Regions from separate parts of the Homo sapiens genome. Here region 2 is linked to region 1. A link is a loop called in an ENCODE intact Hi-C map of the cell type or tissue named here. Cell type or tissue: CD14-positive monocyte. All regions are shown on one strand. Each heading gives the region's core, and the rest is flanking DNA. Links, peaks and the distances in the headings are about the cores only.

What was found. Hi-C counts contacts between places; a loop is a spot of excess contacts. Peaks named below come from ENCODE experiments on the same cell type or tissue, not always from the same donor. Only the 100,000 strongest peaks of a DNase experiment are listed, where the experiment ranks them.
Region 2: it touches region 1 in a loop (2.4-fold over the local background); 31 of 110 quality-filtered maps call a loop at or near these places.

Annotation. Positions count from the first base shown.
Region 1 is chr19:49,430,904-49,440,217 of GRCh38, forward strand. It overlaps SLC17A7 (solute carrier family 17 member 7), which reads right to left. Exons shown (of 12, transcript NM_020309.4): 2 at 5,646-5,898; 3 at 4,265-4,383; 4 at 3,865-3,979; 5 at 3,699-3,786; 6 at 3,057-3,143; 7 at 2,823-2,965; 8 at 1,908-2,057; 9 at 1,616-1,748; 10 at 435-545; 11 at 112-239. Among named protein-coding and RNA genes, the nearest start is that of SLC17A7, 6.0 kb to the right of the region's middle. RefSeq lists a silencer at 309-603 and enhancers at 1,129-1,701, 1,702-2,273. In CD14-positive monocyte, for the core only: no CTCF peak of the experiment used is centred there; a DNase peak (open chromatin) is centred at 5,588; H3K27me3 peaks cover 8,000 bases.
Region 2 is chr19:49,261,021-49,270,334 of GRCh38, forward strand. It overlaps LOC107985340 (a long non-coding RNA gene), which reads left to right. Exons shown (of 3, transcript XR_001753971.2): 3 at 8,383-8,476. Among named protein-coding and RNA genes, the nearest start is that of MIR4324, 43 kb to the right of the region's middle. In CD14-positive monocyte, for the core only: CTCF peaks have their summits at 5,531 (motif pointing right) and 5,733; no DNase peak of the experiment used is centred there.

The DNA of each region.
Region 1 (9,314 bases), core at 613-8,612:
CAGGGAGGCTGAAAAGGCAGGGATGGCACCCCAGAGACAGTGCCACCACGTGGTCAGTTAGGTACGAAGCACACACTTGGAGGCAGACTGAGTCAGGACTGCGGCACCCACCTTGTGCTTAGTCATGGCCCCCACGATGATGGGGCACACCATGCCCGACAGTGTGCCCACGCCGTTGGAGATGCCCATGAGGATGCTGGCGTAGCGCGGGGCTATGTCCAGGTGGTTCACGTTGAACCCTGGCGGAGAGACAAGTCGGAAGGCGTCACACCGGAATCTCACTCGAGTGATTCCCACTGGGACGTTCTCAACCCTCTCCCCTCCCCGCCACTCATGTTCCACCTTTTGTGAGGCTGAGAGGCCCCGTTCCTGAGCCAGGAAGTTCCCTACAGAGCTGACCAGAGTCCCCCAAGCTGCGGATCCGCGGTTCTCACCAGAGATGGCGAAGCCGCTGAAGCCCACGGCTAGGACCAGGAAGGAGATGGCCACGCCCTTGGAGTGCGAGTAGCCGACCACCAACAGCAGCGTGGCTTCCATGCCGAAGCCTACGGGGGCGGGGGGGGCCCGCGTCTCCTGAGTGTCGGCCGGAGCAAGGCGCAGGCTGCCCCACACCGCCCTTCCAGACCTGCTCCAGCCCCAAACCGCGTCTATCCACCCCAGTCTGGCCACCTCCACGCCCAGGCCTCTTCGCGCCCTCCACGCCACCCGCACCCACCCTAACCAGGCCCCTACTTCTCCAAGACCCAGCCCTGACCACGCCCACCAGCTCCATCGCCCCTCCCGTAGCTCCACCCCTTGACTAGGCCACTCCCCGAACACGCAGGATCCCTGCTGTGCACGCTCACACCTTCCCCTCAATCCCCACTCATGAGTTTTTGGTTTTTTTTTTTTTTAATTTTTGATTTTTTATTTTTTTTAAGAGACAAAGTCTCACGACGTTGCCCAGGCTGGTCTCAAACTCCTGAGCTCAAGTGATCCACCGGCCTTCGCCTCCGAAAGTGCTGGGATAACAGGGGTTAGCCACCATGCCCTGCCTGTTTTTTAATTTTTAATTGTAATTTTAATTTTTCTAGAAACAAAGTCTCGCTCTGTCGCCCAGGCTGGAGTGCTGCGGCGCGATCATAGCTCACTGCGGCCTCGCAGTTCTGGGCTCCAGCGATCCTCCCTTCTCAGCCTCCCAAGTAGATGGGACCACAGGCGCGCGCCACCACGCCTAGCAAATCTCACTTGTTAGACAGCAGGCCCCCTAGGACCCTGTCTCTCCAGGTGCCTTGCTCTTAGCGCCTCTTCATCACCTAGTTCATGTCCTACCACACCCAACTTTGTGCAGGTCTTGTCCCTCCAGGCCCAACTCGGTCTTCTCTCTGCTCCACCCGGGAAGTCTCGCCCACCCTGCCCTTCCGCGCGGTGGCCCCTTGGACGGCCGCGTGACAGTCCCTTTCATCCAGGCCTGCCCTGCCCCGGCTCCACCCTGTTGGCCACGGCCCTTTGCATAGAAAGGGACTCCTGGGGCAGGCTGGATGGTTTCCGCCTGTAACCACTCCCCATCACCTCTCAATCCGGCTCTGCTCCACCCAGGCTGTCCTAGAGCCGGCCCAGGCCCCGCCCCACTCACCTCCGCAGTTCATCAACTTGCGCACGTTGGTGGTGGACATGATGCGGCGGCTCCGCAGGAAGTCCGCGATCTGGCCGCCGATGGGCACGATGATGGTCATGACCAGGTGGGGCAGCGCGGACACCAGGCCTACCTGCGGGAACAGGTGTACAGGGACACTAGGGTTCGGGGCCGCCGGCTCGGCGTCTCTGCCCGGTCCGTGCACCACCGGCTCCTCCCTGCCTCGGGATCGCCGCCAGTTCCCTCCCGCCGACCCCTCCGCGCCCCCCTGCCCTCTCCTCCTGGGCTCTACCTTGCTGATCTCGAAGCCGAACACTTCTTCGAAGTAGGCGGGCTGGGAGATGAGCAGCAGGTAGAACGTCCAGCTGCGGCAGAAGTTGGCCACGATGATGGCATAGACTGGCATAGACGTGAAGAAGCGCCGCCAGGGAGTGCTAAACTTCTGTGGGGGCGAGGGGAGGGCCGCTAAGACGGGGAGCGGGGCTGAGGGCTTCTCCGCGTCCCTTCAGGGACCACAGTGTAGTTCTGCAGAAACCAAAGGATCCCGACCGCACTGAAACTTCTATGGACCCAAAGGCGCGGGCTACACCATGTTGCCGTGGGGACCCAGGGATCCTAGCCTCAAGGTGACACTTGAGTGATGAAGGGGTCCTGGCCCTATGGTAGCCTCTCAGGTCCGCAGGTGTCCGGGCCCCTCAGGGACCTGTCTTTTTCTTTTTTTCTTTTTATTTTTACTTTTTGTATTTTGTATTTTGAGTAGAGACGGGGGTTTCGCCATGTTGCCCAAGCTGGTCTGGAACTCCTGGGCTCAAGCGATCCTGCAGCCTCCACCCCCAAAGTGTTGGGATTGCAGGCGGAAGCCACTGAGCCTGCCCTAGGAGTCTCTTTTTATCAAAAATGCTCCCAAAATACAGCCTCAACTCAAGGTCTAAGCAAAACCCCCACATTCTAATCCCTTCTCTGCTGGCTTTAACTATGCCCTGTCAGTGGTTCTAATCCTGCTCAACTCCCGACCTAACCCTGCCCCCAGCACCTGAGAATCTCGTCCTCCGCGGGTTGCAACCCGCCTCCTAGGTTCTAGCCCCTCTCTTTGCGTTCCAGTCCCGTCTCCTCTAGAGTCTGCAGGAACCGTCCCTGATCTACACGCTGTGCAGGTTCGTGGCTTGCTATCTCTCCCCGCCCCTTCCCCGAAGATTTGGTCCCGGACCGTGAGGGGGTTCATGAGTTTCGCGCTCTCTCCGATGGCGTCCTCGATGTACTTGCGCTCCTCCTCCGAGATGCTGGGGTGCAGCGCGGGGGACTCGTAGGAGACGAGCAGCCAGAACAGGTACCAGAAGATCCCGAAGCTGCCTGGGGGGGTCAGGAGGGGGATGGGAGCGAGGTGAGGACCGGCCCCGCTCCGCCCCAGCGCCACCCGGAACCAGGCATCCGGGTCCCTCACCGTAGACGTAGAAAACAGAGCTCCATCCTGAGTACTGCACAAGGACCCCGGCGAGGGGCATCGCGACCACCGCCCCAGCATAGGAACCTAAGGGGGAGGATGCGGGGGAGAGAACAGGCCCATCTTCCCTCAGATCAAGGAGTGCGGACCCCCACCGCTTCCCCCTTTCCAGACACTGAATTACAGGCCACAGCCCCTCCTCCCTTAGACCCAGGAATCCAGGCCTAGCCCCTCCTCGCTCGGACCCAGGAATCCAGGCCCCCAGCTCCTCCTCCCCCAGACCCAGGAGTCCAGGCCCCCAGCTCCTCCTCCCTCAGACCCAGGAGTCCAGGCCCAACCCCTCCTCTCTCAGACACAGGAGTGCAGGCCCCCAGCTCCTCCTCTCAGACCCAGGAGTGCGGGCCTCCAGTCCCTCCTCCCTCAGACCCAAGAGTCCAGGCCCCCAGCCCCTCCTCTCTCAGACCCAGGAGTCCAGCCCCAGCCCCTCTTCCCTCAGACCTGGGAGTCCAGGTCCAGAGTCTCCTCCTCCTCCCTCAGACACAGGAGTTCAGCCCCCCCAGCCCCTCCCCGCTCAGACCCAACAGTCCAGGCCCCAACCCCTCCTCCCTCAGATTCAGGAGTGAGGATCCCTCTTCCTCTCACCACAAAAGGCTGTCGTCGCCAGGCGACTCCGTTCTAAGGGTGGGGCCCATTTGCTCCAGATCCCATGGCAGGCGGGGTATGTGACCCCCTAAAGAGGAGAAAACCAAGGTCACTGAGAAGAGGCAGGGTCCGAGCGAGGGCAGGGTCATATCAGGCGGGGATTTACCTCTACCAACCCCTGCAGGATCCTCACGAAGATGACACAGCCATAGTGGACGCGGGCAGCTGAGGGGATCAGCATGTTTAGAGTGGATGTTGCCACAATAGCAAAGCCGAAAACTCTGATGGGAAGGGTCAGAGAAAAGAATCCAAGCTATCCAGCCATGCCCGGGATTCTGCCTTTCCCGCCCACAGCAAGCTAGGCCCAGTGGTCCCCGGGACCCCAGGTCCCACCACCTCTCTGACTTACACCTTCCTCAATCGCAAGCCCCACCTTTCTCTAAGACCCACCCCCAAATCCAGGCTTCTCCCATTTACCAGAGCCAGCCCGCAAATTCAAGACCACGCCCTCTAACTCCACCCACACAACTGTAGTTACCGCCCACTTTGAGACCCCACCACTGTACCTGTTGGCTGCAAATTTTTGACAGATAAATCCTCCTGGAATCTGAGTGACAATGTAGCCCCAGAAAAAGGAGCCGTGTATGAGGCCGACAGTCTCTGGATCCCAGCTGAACTGGGCTTTCTGCGGGCCAAAATGTACATTAAATCAGCCGCCCTGTCCAGGCTCTGCCGCTCCACCAATCAGCACCCACAGACTTAGCGTCTCGACCTATCAGCAACGAGGAACCCCTCCCACCTCCAAAAGCCTGCCAATCAAAGCTCACACTATCTTTCTGTCAATTAAAGTCTACAAACTCCGCTCTTCCACGTTGCTAGGGCCTATGCTGCCTTAACAACAGAGTCCATCACCACCTAGACGCCTTGCTTTGCCTGCTTCCTTGCCTCCATGAAAGCCTAGGGGCCCATGTATGATGATGACTCTCTCCACTTATATCCAGCTTATGAGCGTTTGCGGAGTGACCTGCACAGGGTCCAGGCGGGGACACGAAGCAGCCAAGGGGGCGGACCAGATTGGAAGGGAGCAAGGGGAGGAACTTCAGGTAGGACAAAGGCACAAATCAGGACTCTTTTCTGATGCAGGGGCAAGGCCTATGCTGAAATTAAAATAGGAGAAAGGACAGGGCACGGTGGCTCACGCCTGTACTCCCAGGACTGGGAGGCCAAGGCAGGAGGATCGCTTGAGCCCAGGAGTCCGAGACCAGCCTGGGCAACATAGTGAGACCTTGTCTCTACAAAGATAAAAATAAAAATGTTAGCTGGGTATGCCGGCGCACGCCTGTAGTCCCAGCTGCTCAGAAGGCTGAGGCAGGAGAGTCACTTGAGCCCAGGAGTTCGAGGCTGCAGTGATGGTGCCACTGCACTCCAGCTTGGGCGACAGAGCAATGGCCCCACTGCACCGTAGCCTGGGAGACCCTGTGGGTCTTTAGATAAGGGACACAACACATGCAGTGGGACGTAGGCAGTGGCAGGGTTTCAAAAAAGGATCACATTCAGGGAGGAACCTGAGATGGGACTGAGATTAAATAGATGTGACCCGGGGACATGAGCTTGGGGTACAGGCGTGAGCAAAATTGCTAGTAGGTCCAAAATGGGGCAGGGGCAACCCCTAGGGAACCTGATGTTGGGGCGGACTCTACATTTTTCAATCAAGCCCCTGGAAATAAGGGCGGGACTTCATTTAGATCAGGACGGGGCTTAGGAAACGGAGGCGGCCCCTAAGGCGAGGTCAGAACTAAGGGGCGCACGGATTGGGCGGAGCTATTCCGACAGCGTTTCGGAAGGGGCGTGGCCTGGACGTCTGGTGGGTGAGTGTGACGTCATGGGGGCGTAGGCGGAGCTCGGTGAGCGGGGCGGGGCTCTGCAAGGGCTCAGGCCTTGAGCTACCTGCACCACCACGTGGCCCCCGCGGTGGGTCGTGCTGTTATTGACCATGGAGACGATGGCCACGCCCAGGTTGCAGCGGATGCCAAAGCTGATGCAGAAGCCCAGACCACTCATGATGGCGATAATGTAGCGGCGAGGGAGGCCGAAGCAGGTGCAGTCCACCACCGGCGGGTCCCGGGTCTGCGTGGTCACCGGGCGCCCATCCGCACTCAGCTCCAGCGTCTCCGCGCCTTCCTGCCGCTTCTCCAGAAGGCTGCGGGACAGCAAGAGCCAGAGACTCGGAAGTCCAGGCCCCCAGCCCCCTCACCCCCAAGACCAGGATCCAGGGCAAAACCTGCTTTTCAACATCCAGAATTCTAAGCCCGCACCTCCTCCTTCACCAAGAGTCCAGGTCCCTGGCTCCCTTCGCCCCCCTGATCCAGAAATCCTCCATCTCCCTCAGACCGGGAATTCAGGCCCCCAGCCCCCTCCTTCTTCACATTGACGGTCTTCAGTCCCCCTCTCCCAGCTCTGTCAAATCCTTCAACTCAGGAGACTTAGACCCCAGACAACCCTTTGGGATTCAAGAGCCTGTGCCCCCACTCCGAGGCCCAAAGACTCTCCAGCCGCCTCTCCCGGATAAGAGTCTATTCGAGGAAGCAAAAGGTGCTAAGGAGATGCTTCAGCAAAGGTGTCAAAAGAACAGATGCTTCTCAGCCACGTTTGCTAGGGGGTGGGGAGATGTCCAGGACCCTGGGAATCCAGCAGCCCGTCCCAGGCATCCCTAGGGAACCTTGAGTCCAGGCTGCCAGCCTAGGGGGTAGGGAGGGGGAGTGGCGGGTGGTGTCCTGGCAGGGGACAGATGGCCCTGGTAGGGGGATTGGCTCATTCCCCAGCGTGACTCTCGCCCCCGCCCGTTCTGGATCCAGAATCAAGTCTGTGATGACGAAGAGGGTATTTGGAGGGCTGCCTCAAACCCAGAGAGAGGCTGCAGAGAGAGAGAGGTGCCTTCAGACAGGTGGAGAAAGACCCAAAAAGAGGGTGACAGAGATGGGGGGAGTTGTACAGAGGCCCAGAGAGAGGGGGTCACAGACAGAAGAAGGGAGAGAGATCCAGTGAAAGGGGGACAGAGATCTAGAGAGGAAGAGACAGAGACCCAGAGAGAGGGAGAGAGAATAACAAGGGAGCAGAGACCCAGAGAGAGAAGGGGACAGAGACCCAGAGATACAGGGGGACAGAGACCCAGAGACATAGTGGGACAGAGACCCAGAAAGAGGGGGACAGAGACCCAGAGAGAAAGGGAGACAGAGACCCAGAGAGAGAGGAACAGAGACCCAGATAGAGAGGGGGACAGAGACCCAGAGAGAGGGAGAGAGAATAACAGGGGAGCAGAGACCCAGAGAGAGAGGGGGACAGAGACCCAGAGATACAGCGGGACAGAGACCCAGAGACATAGCGGGCCAGAGACCCAGAAAGAGGGGGACAGAGACCCAGAGAGAAAGGGAGACAGAGACCCAGAGAGAGAGGAACAGAGACCCAGATAGAGAGGGGGACAGAGACCCAGAGATGGAGGGGTCAGAGACACAGAGGATGACAGAGACCCAGAGAGAGGGAGACAGAGACCCAGAGAGAGGGGGAGAGAGACCTAGAAATAGGGGGACAGAGACCCAGAGAGGGAAGAGATGGAAACCTAGAGAAGGAAGCAGACAGAGTCCCAAAGAGAGGCGGGGACAGAAACCCAGGAGATAGAACATAGATGCAGAGAGATGAGAACAGAGATCCAGAATGCAAGAGAAAGATGGAGAGCCTGGGAGACGGAGGATAGACAGGCTGGGGACGTGATTTGTGAGGTGCAGCCCCTCTCTGAGGTGGGTAGGCAGCCAGGGGATCGGGCTGGATCCCAGGAAGGGGCTGGAACAGATGGAGGCGAGGGAGACTGGGACGGGGGAGGAAGGAACAGCCAGACGGTCCAGGGGGAGGGAGGTGGAAGAGCTGTGAGAACACAGCAACCCCTCCCCATCCTAGAACTTAAGGAGGTGGGGAGGGGCAGTTAAGAAACAGGGGTGGGAGAAGCCAGGGAGTGGACAGAACCCAGAAGGAGTAGGAATGAGACCCCAAGAGGAAGAAGACAGAGAGCCAGAGATAGGGGGGATTGAAGCCACTAGGACGAATAGTACAGGATGGCAGTAACTCCCCCCACCCATCAGAACCCATCACCCAAAGAGATTAGACTGACCCAGGTTGACATCGGATGATATTTGACCCTGAAACTCAAGATGTGATTGCAGCCCCTGATGTGAGATTCCTTGTTAATATGAGGAGATGTCAGATCTCTAATCAAGGCTGTCTAAACAGGGGGTCTCAGTATCCCACATCTATAAAATGGGACAAGGGCAAAAATGCAAGAGAATAAAGAGGGAACTTCAAGGTGATATCAATCATTTTAGAGCAAGAGGACCAAGGACACAGAGATGAAGGTGGCCCTGATGCTTTGCAGGGGACAAGGACAGAGAAGGGAGACCCTAGATGTAAATCCCCCTCCCCTCCCTGGATACCCCAAACTCAGGCCTGGGGACTTGGCGATGAGGAAAAACAACACTTAGGAGGCCATTACCCCAAATTGAGATGTCTCAACTTCTCTGTCTCTCCCTCTCTCTCTCTCTGCTTCTCTCAGGATCTCTGTCCACTCCCCCACGTCTTTGTCTCCTTATGTCCCTCTGCTCTCTCTTCTCTTCCCATTGTACAACTAAGGAAACTGAGGCTCGGGGAGCTGAAGTGGCACTCCAAGGTCACAGACAAGAACAGCAATGGGACCTGATCCCTTACTGGCCCTCGGCATCCCCCTGCCCAAGACCTGGCTCTCAGAAAGGAGGCACCTTGGGTTCTCATCTCTCTGGCATCCCATTCCCCCATGTCCTTGTTCCAAGTCACCCTGGGTGCAAGGAAGCTCCCCACCAGCTGTGGCATCACTCTTCTCAAGGAAGAGCTCTGTTCTAGGCTTGGGAGGGAGACTGACCTGGGTTCAAATCATGGGGCTCATACTCATCCACTGATCTCCCCAACCCCAGAATGGAGCCTCAGTTTCCCCATCTTTGTCTAGAGGATTAAATGAGATCAACCTGTTGTCTCTAATATGGGGTATTCCCCTCTCCCTCCAACCATCAGAGCAAACCCCAGGCATTGGAAGCAAATGCTTTTCTCTGCACAAACTCCCTGCTGATGGTCCTGGCCAGAGCCCGGGGGTCTCTGGGGACCCAAGAGGTAACTCAGAGAGTGAGAGCCAGAGAGATTGACTGTGAGAAACCCTAGCACAGATGAGAAACAGAGGCAGAGACTGAGGGAGGGGCCTGAGGAATACATCCCTCCCGCTGCCACCCCCCAGCCCCCTCCACCAGCACGTCTCTTTCTCTCTCTCTCATTCTCCTGACTTCACACTGATGTATTTTGAGAAACTCGTGAAAGGAGGCGAGAAAAAGGGTGGGGAGGGGCTGGAAAATTGGAAAAAGAAGGGGTGAGGTTATCTCAGCTTCCCCTCCACCACCAACCTCCGTCACTGCACCATCCTCCTGCCCACCTCCCCCCACTTCTGTCCAGCCTTATTCTTGTCTCTCATGTTACTAGAGGGTGGGGTAACTTTGGAGCTAAGAGGTGATCTGCAGCAAGCAAGACTGATGTTAGACTTAGCAAAGG
Region 2 (9,314 bases), core at 712-8,711, 170 kb before region 1:
GAGGATAAGAATGTCCACTGGAGCAGCCATGGTAAAAACCAGTTTGGCAGTTCCTCAAAAAGTAAAACAATTACCATTGGATCCAACAATTCCACTTCCGGGTACATACACACCTGACTTGAAAGGAAGAACTCAGGCCGGGCGCAGTGGCTCACCCCTGTAATCCCAGCACTTTGGGAGGCCGAGGCGGGCGGATCACGAGGTCAGGAGATTGAGACCATCCTGGCTAACACAGTGAAACCCTGTCTCTACTAAAAATACAAAAAATTAGCCGGGCATGGTGGCAGGCGTCTGTAGTCCCAGCTACTCGGGAGGCTGAGGCAGGAGAATGGTGTGAACCCGGGAGGCAGAGCTTGCAGTGAGCCAAGATCGCGCCACTGCACTCCAGCCTGGGCGACAGGGCAAGACTCCGCCTCAAAAAAAAAAAAAAAAAAAAAAAAGATTTAAAAAAGAATAAACTCTGGTATACCCTACAATGGAATATTATTCATCCATAAAAAATGAAATTCAGATACATGCTATAACATGGATGAGCCTTGAAAACATGTTAAATGAAATAAGCCAGATACAAAAAGACAAATATTATGATTCTATTTATATGAAATATCTAGAATAGGCAAATTCATAGAGACAGCATATTAGAGGTTACTAGGGGGGTGCTGGGCAGAGGGAGAGGAATTACTGCTTCCCAGGTGCAGAGTTTCTATTTGGGGTGTTGACATGTTTTGGAACTAGATAGAGATAGTGGTTGCACAACATTGTGAAAGTACTAAATGCCACTGAAGTGTTTCTTTAAAATGGCTAATTTTATGTTATGTGGATTTCACCTCAATAAAAATAATAAAAGATGATGAAATAATGCTACCAGACAGACAAAAGTTGGGAGAATTTGTCATTAGCACATCAGCACTGCAAAAAATATTAAAAATCTTTGGGCTGAAGGAATATTATTGGAGCTGGAAAGAGATGTAAGAGTAAAATAAGAGACGCAGAAACACATACTGCGTGATTTCACTCATACGTGGAATCTGAAAAAGTTGATCTAGAAGTAGAGACTAAAATGGTGGTTACCAGAGTGGGGATGATGGGGGAGTGGGGTGCTGGGGAGTTGTTGGTCAAATAATACAAAATTTCAGTTAGATGAAAAGAATAGGTTTAAGATAACTATCATTCAACATGGTGACTAAAGTTAATAACTACACTGTAATCTTGAAAAATGCTGATTTTAAATATTCTCACCACAAAAATATTAGATATGTAAATTAGCTACATTTAGCATTCCACAATGTATATATATTTCAAAACATCATGTTGAACACAAATACATACAATTTCATCTGTCAGTTAAAAAATAATAACATAAAATTTAGAAAGGAATAAAGAAAACCTGAAAGGGTGTCCCAGCTACTACCTAGGTCAAAGTAGTCCTAGCTACTCAGGAGGCTGAGGAGAGAGGATCACTTGAGCCCCAGAAGTTTTGAGGCTGCAGTGAGCTGATCATGCCATTGCACTCCAGTTTGGGCAACAGAGCAAGACCGTGTAGGCAAATTTGAGACTAATGAGTGCTTAAAGTAACAATAGCAGCAATGTATTGTGGGGTTCATAATATGTAGAAGAAAAATATTGGAGAACAATTGAAAAAAAAAATGGTGGGAAAACTAGAAATAGAAGGCAACTTCCTTAATCTACAGCTTCCTTAAGCCTATAACTAACATCACACTGAACAATGAAATATGAATGCTTTTCTCTTGAGTTTGGGGACAAGGTAAGGATGTTCATTCCACATTGTATTAAAGGTCCTAGCCTGTGCAATAAGGCAAGAAAAAAAAGTATAAAGATCAAAGTAAATAAAACTTTCCTTATTTAAAGGTGATGTAAGTATACTGTCAAGAGATCATGTATGTAGCTGGGCACAGTGGCTCATGCTTATAATCCTAGTACTGTGAGGCAGGAGGATCAGTTGAGGCCAGGAGCTCAAGACCAGCCTGGGCAACATAGCAAAACTCCATTTCTACAAAAATTGAAATAAAAAATTGGCCAGATGTGGTGGTACACGCCTGTAGTCCTAGCTACACAGGAGGCTGAGGAGAGAGGATCTCTTCAGCCCAGGAGTTTGAGGCTGCAGTGAGCTGATATGCCACTGCATTCCAGCTTGGACAAAAGAGTAAGACCCTGTCTCAGGAAAAAAAAAACCCAGATATTGTATATGTAAAAAGAATCTACAAATGGATGAAATTAAGTTTGTAATCGAATTTAGCAAAGTTCCTATATATAAGGCGATTGTACAAAAAATTATATTTTTGTATAGTAGCAACAAATAATTGGAAAATACTATTTTAAAACATCAAAGAAATTTAATACTTAGTAATCAATGTAGTTAAAATGTGTAAGACCTCGCTGAAAACTACAAAACAATGCAAAACACTTAGAGAATTTTACCATGTTCATGAGTTGGCAAGTTGAACATTTTTACAATGTCAATTATCCCCAAATTGATCTACAGATTCAGGGCAATCTTAAACACAAAATCCCATATTGTTGGTTTTTTGGAAACAGACAAGCTCGTTCTAAAATTATATGGAAAGCCAAAGACCTTAGAATGGCTAAGGCTATCTTGAAGAAGACCAAAGTTGGAAGACTTAACTTACCGTGGACTTATCTTATTATCTTAAGATTTACTCTAAGGCTACATAATTAAAACAGGAGGGGAGGGGCGGGGGAGATGGGGGAGGGGCTGGAGAGAGGGGTGGGAGTGTGGTGTTGGCAAAGGATAATAAATAGATCAATGGAAAAGAGAGTCCATAAATATACTCCAGCCTATGTGGTCACTTAATTTATAATAGAATTGCCACTGTGATTGGGTGGCGATGGATGGTCTTTTCAATAAGTAGTGCCAGAATAATGATATCTATGTAGAAAATAAGCTTGAGCCCACCTCACATGACACACGAACATTAATTCAAGATGAATCATAGATATAAATGTGGAGGGTAAAACAAAAGAGATTCCAAAAAAATATGAAAATATCACTTTGACTTTGGGTAGCACATTTTCTTAAATATACACAAAGAAAGCACTAAGAAAATTAGAACTCAACCTCATTAAAATTAAGACGTTTTTAAAAATTCAATGACATCTTTAAGAAAGTAAATAGGTAAGCCACAGACGGAACACATTTGTAATGCACACATGTGACAAATGACTTGTATTCAGAATATAAATAATGCCTACAAAACAATAAAAAAAAAAAGCCTAAGAAAAGGTGAAAGACTTGAACAGGGACTTCACAAAAGCAGCTATTCAGATGACCAATAGCCATATAAAAGTGCTAGATATCATTACTCATGATGAAAATGCAAATTAAAGCCACAATCAGGTACTACCGCACAGCTACCAGCACGACCAAAACTGAAAACACTGAGCTCATCAGATACTGTCCAGAATGTGCAGTGACCGCAGCGCCCTTCCATCGCTGGCGGGAGCGGAAAGTGATTTCACCATTTTGGACGGGTGTTTGGCAGACTCCCTAAAGACAAAAACACCTGTTCTATGACCCATAAAGTCACGTCTATGTGCATAAAAATATGTACGAGAATATTTGTTGCCACTTTATTCACAATAGCCTCCAAATAGTGGCATATTCATACAATGTAATACACAATAAAAAAGATCCAGTTACTGATGCCCCCAAAACACGAAGCTCAAAAGCTTTTCAGATTTAATTAATAATTTTAATGGTTAATAAAGTATATTCTTTTTAAATTTAAAAATATTTAATTGACAAAAACTGTATATATTCAAGGCATAATATGATTTATGTATACACTGTATAATGATTACCACAATCAAATTAACACATCCATAACCACCATAATTATCGTGTGTGTGCGCGTGCGTATGTATGTGATGAGGACACTTAAAATCTGTTCTCTGGCCGGGCGTGGTGGCTCACGCCTGTAATCCCAGCACTTTGGGAGGCCGAGGTGGGCAGATCACCTGAGGTCAAGAGTTCAAGACTAGCCTGGCCAACGTGGCAAAACTACTAAAAATACAAAAATTAGCCAGGTGTGGTGGTGGGTGCCTGTAATCCCAGCTACTCGGGAGGCTGAGGCAGGAGAATCACTTGAACCCAGGAGGCAGAGGTTGTAGTGAGCTGAGATTGCACCAGTGTACCCTAGCCTGCACGATGGAGCGAGACTGTCTCAAATAAAAAAAAAAAAATCTGTTCTCTTATCAAATTCAGGTAAATAATACAGTATTATTAACTGTAGCCACCATGTATATATTAGATCCCCAGAACTTAATAATCTTATAACTCAAAGTTTGTACCCTTTAACCAACATCTCCCCATTCCCCATAAGCCCTAGCATCTGCCAAAGCTGCACAGCAGGAAAAAAAAAAAAAGAGGCTAGGCGCGGTGGCTCACGCCTGTAATCCCAGCACTTTGGGAGGCCGAGACAGGTAGATCACGAGGTCAGAAGATCGAGACCATCCTGGCTAACATGGTGAAACCCCGTCTCTACTAAAAATACAAAAAATTAGCTGGGTGTGGTGGCGGGTGCCTGTAGTCCCAGCTACTCGGGAGGCTGAAGCAGGAGGATGGCATGAACCCGGGAGGCGGAGCTTGCAGTGAGCGGAGATTGCGCCACTGCACTCCAGCCTGGGTGACAGAGTGAGACTCCATTTCAAAAAAAAAAAAAAAAAAAAAAAAGGCAATCTATGGAATCAGAAAATATTTGCAATGTACATCCGAAATATGAATGGAACTCATACAACTTAATAGCAAACAAACCAAACGACCTAATTAAAAAGTGGACAAAGGACCTGAGTAGATATTTCTCCAAAGAAGACATACAAATGGCCAACAAGTATATAAATAAATGCTCAACATCAGCCGGGTTCAGTGGCTCAGCACTTTGGGAGGCTGAGGCAGGTGGATCACCTGAGGTCAGGAGTTGGAGACCAGCCTGGCCAATATGGTGAAACCCCATCTCCACTAAAAATACAAAAAATTAGCTGGGCATGATGGCATACGCCTTTAGTCCCAGCTACTCAGGAGCTGAGGCAGGAGAATCACTTGAACCCCGGAGGCGGAGGTTGCAGTGAGCTGAAATCATGCCACTGCACTCCAGCCTCCTGGGCAACAGAGTGAGACTCCATCTCAAAAAAAAAAAAAATGCTCTGGCTATTCAGGGTCTTTTGTTATTCCATACTCTGGGCGGCAAGCCACCTAGGAGCCAAGGCAAGAGACCGAGGGCATGAGCTGTTCCACTATAGTAAAATATGTAAAAACAACAAGAGTTATACTAGATCTAGATCATAGACATGATTACATATGAATATCATTAATCATTAGTTTGTAGCAATTACTCTTTATCCCAATATTATAATAATCCTCGCTCTACAATCATAACCTAGGAAAAACCAGGCCATACAGAGACAGGAGGTGAGCGGACATAGTGAGAAGTGACCAGAAGACAAGAGTGCGAGCCTTCTGTTATGCCCAGACAGGGCCACTAGAGGGCTCCTTGGTCTAGCGGTAACGCCAGCGTCTGGGAAGACAACCGTTGCCAAGCAGACTGTGGTCTAGCGGTAGCGTCAGTGCCAAGGAAAAACACCCACTACTTAGCAGACTGGGAAAGGGAGTCTGCCTTTCCCCGGGGGAGTTTAGAGAAGACTCTACTCCTCCACCTCTTGTGGAGGGCCTGACATCAGTCAGGCTCACCCGCAGTTATCCAGAGGCCTAACCATCTCCCTGTGATGCTGTGCTTCAGTGGTCACGCTCCTAGTCCGCTTTCATGTTCCATCCTGTACACCTGGCTCTGCCATTTAGATAGCAGTAGCAAAATCAGTGAAAGTACTAAAAGTCCCTGATATGCAGAAATAATGGCATAAGCTGTCTCTCTCTCCTTTCTCTGCCTCGGCTGCCAGGCAGGGAAGGGCCCCCTGTCCAGTGGACACATGACCCAGGGGACCTTACCTATCATTGGAGATGACTCACACTCTTTACCCTGCCCCTTTGTCTTGTATCCAATAAATAACAGCACAGCCAGATATTTGGGGCCACTACCAGTCTCTGCCTCTTGGTGATAGTGGTCCCCCGGGCCCAGCTGTCTTTTATCTCTTTGTTTTGTGTCTTTATTTCTACAATCTCTCATCTCCACACACACGGAGAAAAACCCACTGACCCTGTGGGGCTAGTCCCTACACCATACAAATTTTAGGATTTTTTTGTGAAAAATGTCATTGGTATTTTTGCAGGAATTGCATTGAATCTGTACATTACTTTGAGTAGTATGGACACTTTAGCAATATTAATTCTCCCAATCCATGAGCATTGGATGTCTTTCCATTTATTAGTAATCTCTTCAATTTCTTCCACCAATTTTTTATAGTTTTCATTGTAGAGATCTTTTACCTCCTTGGTTAAATTTGTTCCTATGTATTTTATTTTTGTTATTATTGAAAACAGGATTGTTTTCTTGATTTCTTTTTCAGATAGTTTGGTGTTGGTATATAGAAACACTAGTGATTTTTGTATGTTAATTTTGTGTCCTACAACTTCACTGAACTTGTTTAATCTAACAGGTTTTTGGAGAGGCTGTAGGGTTTTCTATATATAAGATCATGTCTTCTGCAAACAAGGACAATTTGACTTCCTTCTTTTCAGTTGGATGCTTTTTTTTCTCTTGAGATGGAGTTTCGCTCTTGTTGCCCAGGCTGGAGTGCAATTACATGATCTTGGCTCACCACAACCTCTGCCTTCTGGGTTCAAGTGATTCTCTTGCCTCAGCTTCCCGAGTAGCTGGGATTACAGGCATGCGCCCCCACCCCTGGATGCCCTTTCTTTCTTTCCCTGGCCTAATTGCTCTGGCTAGGACTCCCAGTACTATGTGGAATAGAAGTGGTACAACCTTGTGTTTTTCTGTATTTTAGAGGCAAAGCTTTCAACTTTTTCCCCATTGAGTATGATGCTAGCTGTGGGTTTGTTATATATGGCCTTTATTGTAACCAACTATGTTCCTGCTATATCTAATTTGTTAAGGGTTTTCATCATGAAGGCATGTTGAATTTGAGATCATATGGTTTTTGTCCTTCTATTAATGTGATGTATCATGTTTATTGATTTGCATATGTTGAACCATCCTTGCATCCCTGGGATGAATCCCACTTAATCATGGCAAATGACCTTCTTGATGTGCTATTTTAAAGAAATAGCATCGGCCAGGCCCAGTGGCTCACACCTGTAATCCCACCTTTTTGGGAAGCCGAGGCAGGAGGATTACCTGAGCTCAGGAGTTTGAGACTAGCCTGGGCAACATGGTGAAACCCTGTCGCTACTAAAATACAAAAAGTTAGCTGGGCATGGTGGAGTGCACCTGTAGTCCCAGCCACTCAGGAGACTGAGGCAGGAGAATCACTTCAACCAGGTGGAGGTTGCAATAAGCTGAGATCACGCCACTGCACTCCAGCCTGGGTGACAGAGTGAGACTCTGTCTCAAAAAAAAAAAAAAAAAGAAGGAAAGAAATAGGGTCTATGTTGCCCAGGCTGGACTTGAACTCCTGGACTCAACTGATGTTTCCACCTCAGCCTCCCAAGTAGCTGGGAGTACAGGCACGTGTCACCATGCCCAGCTACAGTTCTTTAAATGTTTGGTAGAATTTGTAACTGAATTCATTAGATCCAGAGCTTTTTTTCAATGGAAAACTTTTTATTAATTCAAGCTTGTTGCTCATTATTGGTCTGTTCAGGTTTTCTAATTCTTCATAATATTGGCTGGTTATATGTGTCCAGGAATTTATCCATTTCTTCTAAGTTTTCCATATAGTTGTTCATAATAGTCTCTAATGATCCTTTGTAGTTCTGTGATACCAATTGTGATGTCTCCTTTGTCATTTTTTTTTTTTTTTGAGACACTCTCACTCTTGTTGCCCAGGCTGGAGTACAATGGCGTGATCTCAGCTCACTGCAACCTCCGCCTCCCAGTTCAAGTGATTCTCCTGTCTCAGCCTCCCTAGTAGCTGGGATTACAGGTGCCCACCACCATGCCCAGCCAATATTTGTATTATTAGTAGAGACAGGGTTTCACCCTATTGGCCAGGCTGGTCTTGAACTCCTGACCTCAGGTGATCCACCCACCTCAGCCTCCCGAAGTGCTGAGATTACAGGCGTGAGCCACTGCACCCGGCCTTTGATCTATTTGAATCATCTCTCTTTCATACTTAGTCTAGCTAAAGGTTTGTTGATTTTGTTTATCTTTTCAGAAACCAACTCTTTGTTTCGTTGATCTTTTGTATTTAATTCTCTAGTTTATTTCTGCTCTGATCTTTATTTTTTTTTCCTTTACTAACTTGGGGTTTCATTTGTTCTCATTTTTCCAGATTTTTAGAGAAAATCCCTTAATCAGAAAGGAAGACTAAGAGAAAAAGGAAGAAAAGATCTACAAAACAACTAGGAAAAAGTAACAAAATGGCAGTAGTAAGCCCTTACCTATCAATAATTACCATGAATGTAAATGGATTAAATTCTCCAGTTAAAAGACAGACTGGCTGAACGGATTAAAAAACATGACCTAACTAAAGTTGGCCATTGAACAATATGAGTTTGAGCTGCAGGAGTCCAATGTCATGCAGATTTTCTTCCACCTCTGCCACTCCGAGTCAGCAAGACCAGCCCTTCCTCCTCCTCTCCCTCAGACTCCTCGATGTGAAGACCACGAGGATGAAGGCCTTTGTGTGATGATCACTTCCACTTGATAAACATTAAATATATTTTATCTTCCTTATGATTTTCTTGATAACATTTTTTCTCTAGGTTGCTTTATTGGAAAATATAGTGTATAATAGATTCAACATATAAAATATGTGTTAATCGACTTTTTATATTGTTGGTAAGGCTTCGGGTCAACATTAGGCTATTAGTAGTTAAGTTTTGGGGGAGTCAAAAGTTATTCGCAGATTTTCAACTACATGGGGGTTGGTGCCCCTAACCCTACATCATTCAAGGGTCAACTGAATATGTTGTCTACAAAAGACTCGCTTCACCTGAAAGGACACACACAGACTGAAAGTGAAGGGATGGGAAGATATTTCCTGCAAATGCAAAGCAAAAAAGAACAAGTAGTTATATCAGATAAAATAGATCTTAAGCCTAAAACTGTAAAAAGAGACAAAGAGGCCATTATAGAATGGTAAAATAGTCAATTCAACAAGAGGATATAACAATAATAAATATATATGCACCCAATATTGGAACATCTAAATTTATAAAGCAAATCTTAAATAAACCTAAAGGGAGAGATAGACTGCAATAC